3 separate regions of the Homo sapiens genome follow, and all the other regions are linked to region 2. Evidence: chromatin contacts called from ENCODE Hi-C or POLR2A ChIA-PET data. All regions are on one chromosome and are shown on one strand. The core of a region is the stretch at or near the end of the contact, and the rest is flanking DNA. Distances in the headings are between cores, read along the strand shown. Region 1 holds the start of SMIM13 (small integral membrane protein 13). Region 2 holds the start of EEF1E1 (eukaryotic translation elongation factor 1 epsilon 1). Region 3 overlaps GCNT2 (glucosaminyl (N-acetyl) transferase 2 (I blood group)).

Evidence for each region. Hi-C counts contacts between places; a loop is a spot of excess contacts on that map. ChIA-PET counts read pairs that join two places held with the same protein, here RNA polymerase II (POLR2A). Pooled maps may share reads with other maps.
Region 1: a loop to region 2 is called in a map of CD8-positive, alpha-beta T cell, with 18 times the contacts of the local background. The contact joins the promoter of SMIM13 here to the promoter of EEF1E1 in region 2. A Hi-C loop is called at or near these places in 4 of 168 maps with a recorded cell type or tissue (B cell, CD4-positive, alpha-beta T cell, CD8-positive, alpha-beta T cell and 1 more) and 10 of 50 pooled maps.
Region 3: a map of B cell shows a loop between it and region 2 (8-fold over the local background). The contact joins the enhancer-like site here to the promoter of EEF1E1 in region 2. A Hi-C loop is called at or near these places in 1 of 168 maps with a recorded cell type or tissue (B cell), 2 of 37 single-sample maps with no recorded cell type and 6 of 50 pooled maps. POLR2A ChIA-PET finds 5 or more read pairs at or near these places in 3 of 52 experiments (OCI-LY7, T-cell and activated CD4-positive, alpha-beta T cell).

Annotation. Positions count from the first base shown.
Region 1 is chr6:11,092,109-11,095,966 of GRCh38, reverse strand. SMIM13 (small integral membrane protein 13) reads right to left here and starts at 2,133. Exons shown (of 2, transcript NM_001135575.2): 1 at 1,578-2,133. The coding sequence starts at 1,653. RefSeq lists enhancers at 1,444-1,563, 1,444-1,985, 2,234-2,443, 1,986-2,526 and a silencer at 1,664-1,973.
Region 2 is chr6:8,101,287-8,104,616 of GRCh38, reverse strand. It overlaps EEF1E1 (eukaryotic translation elongation factor 1 epsilon 1), which reads left to right and starts at 2,069. Exons shown (of 4, transcript NM_004280.5): 1 at 2,069-2,182. The coding sequence starts at 2,096. It overlaps EEF1E1-BLOC1S5 (EEF1E1-BLOC1S5 readthrough (NMD candidate)), which reads left to right and starts at 2,022. Exons shown (of 7, transcript NR_037618.1): 1 at 2,022-2,182. RefSeq lists silencers at 1,817-2,016, 2,157-2,276, 2,485-2,670.
Region 3 is chr6:10,530,203-10,533,910 of GRCh38, reverse strand. All of the region lies in intron 3 of GCNT2 (glucosaminyl (N-acetyl) transferase 2 (I blood group)), which reads right to left. Among named protein-coding and RNA genes, the nearest start is that of GCNT2, 11 kb to the right of the region's middle. Within about 2 kb of position 1,395, at least 6 of the 41 ENCODE cell types and tissues checked have a DNase peak (open chromatin) inside an H3K27ac peak, as active enhancers do; they include B cell and OCI-LY7, where a contact is called at or near this core.

The DNA.
Region 1 (3,858 bases), core at 884-3,383, 3.0 Mb before region 2:
TATGGTAGGGTCTACGTGTCACATTCATTCCCATGTCCAGGTAGCTCGCATTTTCAAACTAGAAAGGGTAATAAATGCTTTCCCTCCTTCCCCACATCCAAACATATCACAAGGATTTTGTTTTCCTTACTTCAAGAACCTTAAACATCTACAATTAGTTCAATATTCTAATATTCTTCTGCTTGTTGATATCACAAGCAGAAAATTGAGAAAGGTTATTCAATTGCTTTATCTCATCAGAAAAGAAAGGCTGTAAATTAGAAGCTTTAACCTGGTGTTACAGAAAAGCACAACAAATTTTAAACATACATACAAGGCCGGATGCAGTGACTCATGCCTGTAATCCCAGCACTTTGGGAGGCCAAGGCGGGTAGATCACATGAGGTCAGGAGTTCAAGACCAGCCTGACCAACACGGTTAAACCCCATCTCTACTAAAAATACAAAAATTAGCTGGGCATGGTGGCGGGCACCTGTAATCCCGGCTACAGCTACTCGAGAGTCTGAGGCAGGAGAATCACTTAAACCCAGGAGGCAGAGGTTGCAGTGGGCCAAGATCAGGCCACTGCATTGCACTCCTGCCTGGGCAACAAGAGCGAGACTCCATCTCAAAAAATAAAATAAACATATAAGTTTATAAATACATACACATGCATATGCACAAGTGCACACATATATTCCACAGCGTCACTAAGTATTAATTTGTACATTTATCGTGTAATGAACAAGCCCTATAGTATCTGTATGAATTCTGACCCATTATTACATCAACCTGAACCCATACTTCAGTCTTATAAATATGTGTAAACTCACTGACACGTGTTCTACGTACTTTTTAGATTTTCACAATTGCTTAGCCACTTTGCTAAGAGACCTGTGGTTATCAGCTACTATACATGTACAAAGAAATCAAAAAGATCTAAAATTGGGCTACCATTATTTGAAGAAAAAAGTTGAACGTCCTCTCATTCCAAGAAGGAAAATACGCACAGCATTCGAAATAGCACCATTATTATAGAACTGAGAGTTAGGTTACCCGACCCTGCAAGTTTAATATAGCCGGTGTTTCTAAGCTCTGCCTGGTCTCCACATCTCTGCTTGGAATTGAGTTTAAGGCTGAACTCTAAGTAAACAATTTCACGCGTGCTGAAAACCCAACTCTACCCCACTCGCTGATGAAACGAAGGTGACACCTCTCATTATTAAGGTCAGAATCTGTGCAAATGAAAAAGGACCAATCAATCACTTCACCTTCGAATGCAGGCCAAGGTTACAATCTGGGCAGCCTGTGGTGAGAATGAAAGAGCAGACGCTGCCGGTGAAGCAAGGCTGAGTTTCACTCAGAGGCAGGAAGCCCTGGAGCCTGTCCTTTCCCTCCCCAGGATGCCCGAGGGCCGGCCATGAGTAAAGGGCCCACCTCTGCGCTCAGCCCTAGAGGCTAAGGGACAACAGTTGATTTTAAGACAATTGTCCGTCCACGCCCTTTTGTTTTTTTCAAAAAAACAAACAACAAAAAAAACCCCAGCAGATCAGCGACCCGGCGTGTGGAACTGCCTCGCGGCTACCGCCCCCACTCACCGCACACCATCAGCAGCAGGACGATCAGCAGCGTGGCCACGAACACAAGCAGAGTCAGCCCGACGCTGTGCCACATCTTGGGGGCAGAAGGGCAGTCGGCTCGGGGCGGCTGGCGCGGACGGCGGTGAGCGCGGGCGGCGGCGCGTCCTGCGCTTCAGCGGCGGGCGCCAGGCGCGGCTGGGCGCCGGGGCGGCATGGGCGGCTGGCGCCCCCTCGGCAGCGCCCCCAGGGGGTGGGGCGGCGCAAAGGCGGGCACTGTGGGACCGCCCGCCCGCCCGATCCTTTTCCCGCCGGGGTGGCCAGAGCGCGGGAGGCAGGCGGGCCTCAGGGCGCCTCTAGTCCCTCATCGCCCCGGAGAGCCGAGGCCGCGGCACCCAGAGACCCCAGCGGTCGGATGCGCTTCCATGGCGGACGCCGCGCGCCTGTAGGGAGGACAGAGGGTAAGCACGGGTACACACGGCGGCCACAAGGCCCTCGTCGCTGTCCACCCGTGTCTCTGAGACCCCAGGGATGCCAGATGTCAGCGTCGCCCGGCCGCGGCTGTAGCGGCTTCTCCGCCCCAGGCCCCCTACCGCTGGGGCAGCTCATCACCAAGCTCGCCTCCTCCGCGGCGCGGGGTCGGCTGGGAGATGGAGTGCAGAGCCTGGTGGAGTCGGGACGGCGTTGTCTCGCAGGGACTACAACTCCCAGAATGCACCGCCACTCGGGCTTCGCTGCTTTCATTCTCGGGCGGCTCTGCCTTTGGTCTTGCTCAAGTCGCCTCAGTCGGACGACCGTGGGCTGGCCTTCTCCAAAGCCGCGGATCTGGCTGCCCGTCCTGCTGAGGCGCCAGTGAGATTTCAACCATTACTCCGTATACAAAGTCGTTTTGTTTCTAGCCGTAATCGATGAAGTACGGCGAGAGAGGAAAGAGGAGGCGGCTGCCTGAAAAACTGGTTGCTCGTGCACCTAGCCCTGTTGCCGGGGGCGAAGGTTGGCTATTTGGGACTTGGAGGAAGAACTCAGGTCCCTGCCGCAGACGCGGGTCAGGACACGAAATCTCATTTTCCCCCTGCAACAGATGTTATGTTCTATCTTTTCGTAAGTAAAGCATTTCAGAAATGGCCCGCGGGTGACTTAAGGACAGCTGCACTGCCCTCAAATCACCTGCCTGAGTTGTAAGTTAGACCCAGCTGCCTCCTTGAGACCAAGCTTGGAGATTTTGCCGCACTGGCTTACACCTCTACGAAACAAGACACTGTAGTAATCTCAACTACTGTATCTCCACCCAAAATTGAAACTCCCCACTTCCGCCAGATTACATTCATTTGTTAAAGAGGTGCCCCCAGAAGAATAGAGGGTAAATGTGTCCCTCTTTTAGAAGGAATCAGAGCCTTCGAGTTTTCCTGTGATTCTTTTGCTCCCTGAGATACCTTTTTACTCTTCTAAAAATTACAGTTTCCTGTCTTCTGTCTCCAAAAACAAACACAAAAGTTCTAAGCAGCAATCCCTTGATTTAATAAATGTATCCTGCCATACCCAGCTGCCCTACTATGTGAACTGTATTCCCTAAGAAGCAACATTAGGAACAAATACCATGTATAAAAATACATTAAAGGATAATTACTTGCTTTGCAACAGATTTAATATAGATTCCTGTGAAGAGAATGAACCCAGTGCAATTAAGATATATTTACAAAAAATCAGTGTGTGCTTTTTTCATGGGTGGTTCAATTATGTTGCATAATTAAAACACATTTTATTAAAAGCCAGTTGAAAATACGCGTCAGGGCTAGGCGAGGTGGCTCACGCCTGTAATCCCAGCACTTTGGGAGGCTAAGGCGAGCAGATCACCTGAAGTCAGGAGTTCGAGACCAGCCTGGCCAACATGGTGAAACCCTGTCTCTACTAAAAATACAAAAATTAGCCGGGGGTAGTGGTGGGCGCCTGTAATTCCAGCTACTCAGGAGGCTGAGGCAGGAGAATCGCTTGAACCCAGGAGGCCAAGGTTGCAGTGTGCCGAGATCACACCACTGCACTCCAGCTTGGGCAACAGAGAGACTCTTATCAAAAAAAAAAAAAAAAAGAAAAGAAAAGAAAACAGCCATCGGAAGAACTAAAATAATTTATTTTAAAGGACCTTTTTCTCTTTGATTCACATATATTGGAATACCTATAGGGGCCAGGCACTGTTCTAAGTGCTGGGGATACAGCAGTGAATAAGACAAAGTGCCTTTACTCAAGATGCTTATATGACAGTTGGAAAAAAACAGACAATAAGCATAAATAGAGAAATCTCAGG
Region 2 (3,330 bases), core at 820-3,319:
AACTCATAGACTTAAACATATTCAACATGTTTCAATTCATTGCAATTATTCTTATCGACTCTCAGCTTGTAATGACTATTATTGACCCTCAAGTGATCTGATCCTACCCTTTGACTCCCCTCATTACTCTTAGATACTTTCTTTTCTTTCTACTATAACTAGATGGTCCAGACTGATCTCCCCGCAAGGTTTGGATTCAGCCGGTCTCCAAAGAGCCCCCATTTCTTTTTGTGGGAAATAGTATTTGAAACCAGAATCTGGGTGCTGGGGTGCTCATTGCTACTGAGTTGTCCTTGTTTCTAGGCCTTTTAAGTAAACAGAGCTAGGTAGGAAATACTTTTCATTTTCCTTAAGATAAAAGCGTCATAAGTTCATATTGATATTACAATTCAAATTCAGGACCAGAAAGTTTTGATTTAACCTCATCTACCTTACAACTCCTCTTTTGGGCAACACCAAACACCCAACTTTCCAGCAACACCACATGATTGCATCTTTGCTTTATTCCACAGTACATATACAGCACCATACCAATGCTGACACTGCCAAGATGCTAACCAAACCAACAAACAAAAAGAACCAAAAACAGGTTTTCATGAATTTTGTCCTTAAAGCATATCTTACTAAGAGTATACAATTAAATGACTGTGCTATAAAGTCACTTAAAAGAGGTCCACACTGGGTGATGATGTCATCAATTTGATGTACAATATGCTTTGTTCTGCTTTCAGTTTTTTAGGGATTTCTTTTTTAATTTGATATTTCTATAATTATGCAAAGGCCAAACCTTATTTTCAATATACCACCCATTGGCATTGGATAAATGTTAATTTTTTTAAAAAATGTTTTATTACAAGCAAAAAGTGTACCTAAACCCTGAAAATGGATATGTGAATTATCTTAGAGGGTTGGTCTTTTAAAAAGTAGTAGAATAGTCATTCCATTATCTGAATATGGAAAGTAAAACAGATAATTTAGTGCCTAACAATCCACTTATACTGAAATTTCTTTTGTATTTTGTTATGTTGATTTGGCAAAAGTTTCTTTTCCTTATGTTTACTTCTGCTGACAGAGTAAACTCATTAAGTATTCTGGGATAGGGAAGGTGTAACACAGTAACAACATTCCCCACTAAACTTTGATATTTCTGATTCAATGATGAGTTACCTTGTAGGATTGTTCTATTTCTCTCAGACTAATACACACTTTGTTTATTCATTCTTCAAAGTGGAAAATATTTTGTATTTTCACAAATCTTTTGGAAATATTCAACATATACTACTAATTTTCTTTCTTTCTTCCTTTCTTTCTTTTTTGAAGATACAAGAATGTAGCAAGTTAGTGGGGCAAAGTTATGCACCTTGTTTATTTATATACCAAAACTTCATAAATTATGTAACCAGCCTTCTGGTACTGCAAAAAAAGATCATTAATGCCATTAATGGCTTATTTCCTTGAGCTGTAATTATTTGACCCCTATCTGACATACTCCGTGTTCTGTGAATAATCTTTAAATGTATAATTCTACTGCTAGTGTTGAGCTGTAGATCAACAGTAGAAAAACCAGTTTTTCGAATTCACCACTACAACACAATTAAAATCCTCATGAATTATGCTACACGTTAGAAACTCCTAATGGACTGTGAACTTTTTGCTATTCAATTTGATTGTTCAAATTTACAGATTCCTGAACCAAACTAAGGCAAATTTCAGTTCCCATCATATATAAATTCTCTTAGACTAGCAAATGAGTTAACGAGTTACCGCTGGCAGCCATGTCAATAGATTGCCATTTAGAGATCCAGATCCAGTCTACTGCAGCCACCGAAGCCCGGCCTTGGGGCCTTTCTACCAGTAACTAGCTCCCCAACAGTTCGAGTGGAAATTTACCATCACTTCTCCACCTGTCTCACACCCCGCCCTCAGCCCCGCCCCTTCCACCGGCCCCGCCTCCTGTGCTTTGGCGCGCGCTCTCCACGCCCCTTCCGTTCAGCCAATCGCCGCTGAAGTTTGCAGGAGTGGGACTTCTGTTTCCACCAATGCGGGAGGTTCTTGTTCTGCAGGTCTCGCGTCTGCCAGGAGCTACGGCCGGAAGATGGCGGCGGCCGCAGAGTTGTCGCTACTGGAGAAGTCCCTGGGACTGAGTAAGGGGAATAAATACAGTGCTCAGGGCGAGCGACAGGTGAGAAGGAGAGGCGGCGCGGAGGGGAAGAGGTGGACGGGAGCGGGGCCTGCCGAGCCCTGGCAGGACCCGGGCCGGCCACCAGATACGGGCGGAGTGAGGATGCTGCTACCCAGCTCCCCACGTGTCTGCGCCGCTAGCCGGCTGGCGCCTCTGGGCCTCGGCCCCTGCCATCCTACCTCCTGGAGGGAGGGGTTAACCAGCTCAGGTTGGGCTTGGCCTGAACTTCACCTCCTGGGAAATTGTCATCATCCCATTATGAGGAAACAAAACCAGTTGGAGGAGGGTCCTCACAGGGCTCTTAGACCAACCTGGAATGTATTCAGTAACTGGCTTTTTTTTTTTTCCCGTAATCGCACCTTTCATTCAGTTATTGCGCAGCGACTCCGTTATAGCTAACAGGGTGCCAGGTAGCACCGTGCTGGGTCTGGGGAATACAATGATGATTTAGGGGAACATGCTTCCTCCTCTCAGGCAGCTTGCTTTTTGGCCAGGTGGACAAACATTGCAACCATTTAAATTGGAAGAGTGCCACGTTGCACCATAAATGGCAGAGAGAACACCTAAGGAGTCTTGGCCCAATCTAGGGGATTCGGGGAAGGCGTTTCTAAAGCCTTGGATTATCAGTTTAAGTGTTACGACCCACAGTGAATGCGGGAAACATCACAAGGTATGAGATTGCCTGGTTAGGCACTGTTAGAACGTTTGTGTTTTATAGTTGTTTGTCGTAGAAGGAATGTATTAGAGAAGGAAATTGGTTGTAGGAAGACTACTTTGGATATATGTTTTTTTTGCTCCTTTGAGATTTTTTCCAAATGATGTTTGGTTTTTGTCTTTAATTTTTTCTCTTCTTCATTTGGTCCATGTGAAGATCTTGTCTAGAAAGTAGTAGTATAGTTTTTATTTAAGTTAACCTGAAGCCTAGAAAGGTTAAGTGTTCAGCCTAAGATCAGCCCTGTGATTGGTGGCAGAGTAGGCGTTGGAGCCAAAGTGGCCTTCTTTTGGTGTTTCCTCTGCCCCAGTGATAATTCCGTCCCTTCGGCCCCTACTCCCTAGCTTAGTGTATATATTATATAATATATATGTAGTATAAATATAATATATATGGCCGAGTGGACAAACATTGCAACCGTTTAAATTGGAAGAGT
Region 3 (3,708 bases), core at 146-2,645, 2.4 Mb before region 2:
GTGGTCCACCTCCCCTGCCTGTGGTCGCAGCCACAGGCCACAAGTAAAAGTGATGTTTCAAACTGAGTTAAATAAAATACATTCTTTTTTTTTTTTTTTTTTTTTTTTTTGAGACAGAGTCTTGCTCTGTCACCCAGGCTGGAGTACAGTGGCATGATCTCAACTCACCACAACCTCTGCCTCCTGGTTCTCCTAAATCGCTGAAGCGATTCTCCTGCTTCAGTCTCCCGAGTAGCTGGGGTTACAGGCACAAGCTACCACGCCTGGCTAGTTTTTTGTATTTTTAGTAGAGTTGGGGTTTCACCATGTTGGCCAGGCTGGTCTCAAACTCCTGACCTCAAGTGATCCGCCCACCTCGGCTCCCCAAAGTGCTGGGATTACAGGCGAGAGCCACCACACCTGGCATAAAATACATTCTTTAAATTCATATTATCTGCTTCTTTTTACTTCTTTTAATGTGGCTCCTGGAAAATCTAAAATTTGATTTTAGATCTATGGCTCCCATTATAGCATTCCTATTGGGCAGTGCTGTTCTCCCTTCCCATGAGACCACTTCAGCTGTGAGATGTTTTTCTGGACTAATTTTTTTTTAAATTTTTATTTCTGAGATGGAGTCTCACTCTGTCGCCCAGACGCGAGTGCAGTGGCAGGATCTTGGCTCACTGCAACCTCCGCCTCCCAGGCTGAAGTGATTCTCCTGCTTCAGCCTCCCGAGTAGCTGGGATTACAGGCACGTGCCACCACACCCGGCTAATTTTTGTATTTTTAGTAGAGATAGGTTTCACCATGTTGGCCAGGCTGGTCTTGAACTCCTGACTTCAGGCGATCCACCCAGCTCAGCCTCCCAAAGTGCTGGGATTACAGGCGTGAGCCACCACACCTGGCCTGGACTAGTTACTTTACAGAATCCTAATCATAATCCCTCAATCATGACAATGAATTGGAACAATCTCAAAATGTCCCTCGCACACCTGCCAAAAAAAAAAAAAAAAAAAAGCAAAAACCACAACATATACACATCAACCAGAAGGACCCTTACAACGGAAAATGGCTCAGATCTCCACATAGCCGGAATAATAATTAAACAAGACAACCCTTAGGTTTCTAATTCCCTAACCTCCTACATTCAGCCCTGCCTCAGGTCAGGAAAGAGTTGGCAGGGCTTGCCCGATGTGGTGGCTCACGAGGCTGAGGCAGGAGGATCGCTTGGGCCCAGGAGTTCAAGACCAGCACTGGCAACACAGCAGGACCTCGTCTCTACAAAAGTTAAAGTTAGCCAGGCATGGGGGCACATGCCTGTAGTCCCAGCCTCTTGGAAGGCTTGAGCCTGGGAGGTCAAGACCAGCACGGGCTGGGTGCTGTGTGGCTCACACCTGTAATCCCAGCACTTTGGGAGGTTGAGGCCGTGAGCCGTGATTGTGCCACTGCACTCCAGCCTGGATGACAGAGTGAGATCCAAAAAAAGAAAAAAAAGAGTTGGCAGAGCTGGTCAGGGTCCTCCGGCAGTGTTCCTCCACACACATAACACAGAAATGACTTCAGGGGCTAACTTTTGTTAAGTTTCTGAAAAACATGAATTGGTGCATTTGTTTTCTATTGCTTTGCCAATCTGTTACTGCTAACACGGGGTGTAAAAATCCAGCTCCAATAGATACATCGAGTCGAGAAGTCAGGGGGTTTCCCTTAAGTTTCTGTTGAGTCCCCTGATTAGGATCACAGACTCTGAGAGTGGGAAGGGACTCGGAGGCCATCCGGTCCAATCCTTGAGGTTTCCTCAGCAGCACTTCCCCAGCCCTGCTTCCCTTGGCTTTGCTCACCATTGAGGAAGCTGCCCGTTTTATTCCCAGCTCCATGTGTTCTCATCTCCCACCCGCTGGCCCTAGATTCTACTTCCAAAACGACAGAGTTGGTCTAATTTCTCTTTCCTGAGCAAATCTTTTAATTAGGTAAAGACACCGATCCCTCTTCAAGTCTTTTCCAAATCAATTATCCTTTTTCTTTGTCTTGGTCTTCTCTAAAAAAAAAAAAAAAAAAAAGTGGGGATTGGCCTTTTTACCTCCCTGGCTGCTCTCTTTGGAACTGCTGTGTCAATGTCTCCCCGTATAGTAGGGTGGCCAGACCTGAAGAGTCTACATCCTACTCCAAGCACATGGGAGAGAAGTGAGGCTTTCACTTCCCTTACTCTGGACACTACAATTCTATTTAAACAGCTCTGTGCTTTCCCCACCAGACTTTCCTGAGCCCTAATTTCTTTTGATCACTATACTTCCCCTTCTGGCTCTGAGAAAATCACAGACTTAAAGAGAATTCTAAGCCTATGAAGCTTTGTATGCCAATATCTAAAACAAGCACCTGCAATGGTTTACACCCCTGGCTGTACATGAGAATCACTTGGAAGCTGTACAAATATCAATAGTTAGGTCTTGCCCCAAGGAGGGAAACAGGCCCTGGCTTAGTTATTTTTAGAAGCCCCAGATGATCGTAATGTGCATCCAGGGTTGAACCAGCAATCCAAAGAAACCAGGACTGTGATCTTCATACAGGTTCCAGTTACTTTTTCCTTTGAACTGCAAATATGAATTCTTATTTTGAATTGAACTAGCAGGACTAAATTGGTTCACTATAAACAACTTGAGATTATTCAAAAATCATTTGGAACTTGGACCAAAGGAGAGATGGAATTGATTTAGCAACAATTGAGACCTTATTGAAAGTCAACCTAAAAAGAACATCAGGCTTAGGAGACCTGGTTTATAATTGGTGCATTTGCTTACTAGCTGTGGGATTTGAGCACATCATGTAATCACATTGAAGTTTCTTCATCTATAAAATGGAGGTACTAGTCTAGAAATCTTTTTTTTTTTTTTTTTGAGACAGAGTCTCCGCTGGAGTGCGATGACGTGATCTTGGCTCACTGCAACCTCCGCCTCCTGGGTTCAAGCGATTCTACTGCCTCAGCCTTCTGAGAAGCTGGGATTACAGGCATGCGCCACCACGCCTGGCTAATTTTTGGTATTTTTAGTAGAGACGGGGTTTCACCATGTTGGCCAGGCTGGTCTCGAACTCCTGACCTTGTGATCCGCCCACTTCAGCCTCCCAAAGTGCTGGGATTACAGGTGTGAGCCACTGCGCTCAGCCTAGAAATCTTTAAGGTGCAATAAGGTTTTTTTGTTTGTTTGTTTGTTTTAACTTCTTGAAAAAAAATAGAGACAGTGTCTCACTATGTTGCCCAGGCTGGTCTCAAACTCCTGGCTTCAAGAGATCCTCCTGCCTCAGCCTTCCAAAGCGCTGGGATTACAGGCGTGAGCCACCATGCCTGGCCATGCTTTAGATTTTTGATTCAAGACCAGAAAAGAGCTTGCAAATAAAAAATTTGAAAGTTGTATCTTGCTCCCATTTCAAAAGGATGGGAGCTTCAACAGAGACAAAAATATTATGAAATCTTCAAATTGTCATTCAAATTTTATTTATAATACATATTCCTGATTTTAAATGCGTTGCGCTTAAAGGAGAATAAGGTTTACATTTTATTTATTTATTTATTTAGAGATGGAGTCTCGATCTGTCACCCAGGCTGGAGTGCAGTGGCACAATCTTGGCTCATTGCAACCTCCGCCCCTTGGGTTCAAGCGATTCTCCTGCCTCAGCCTCTCCAGTAGCTGGGATTGCAGGCATGCACCACCACGCCTGGCTAATTTTTTTAGTATT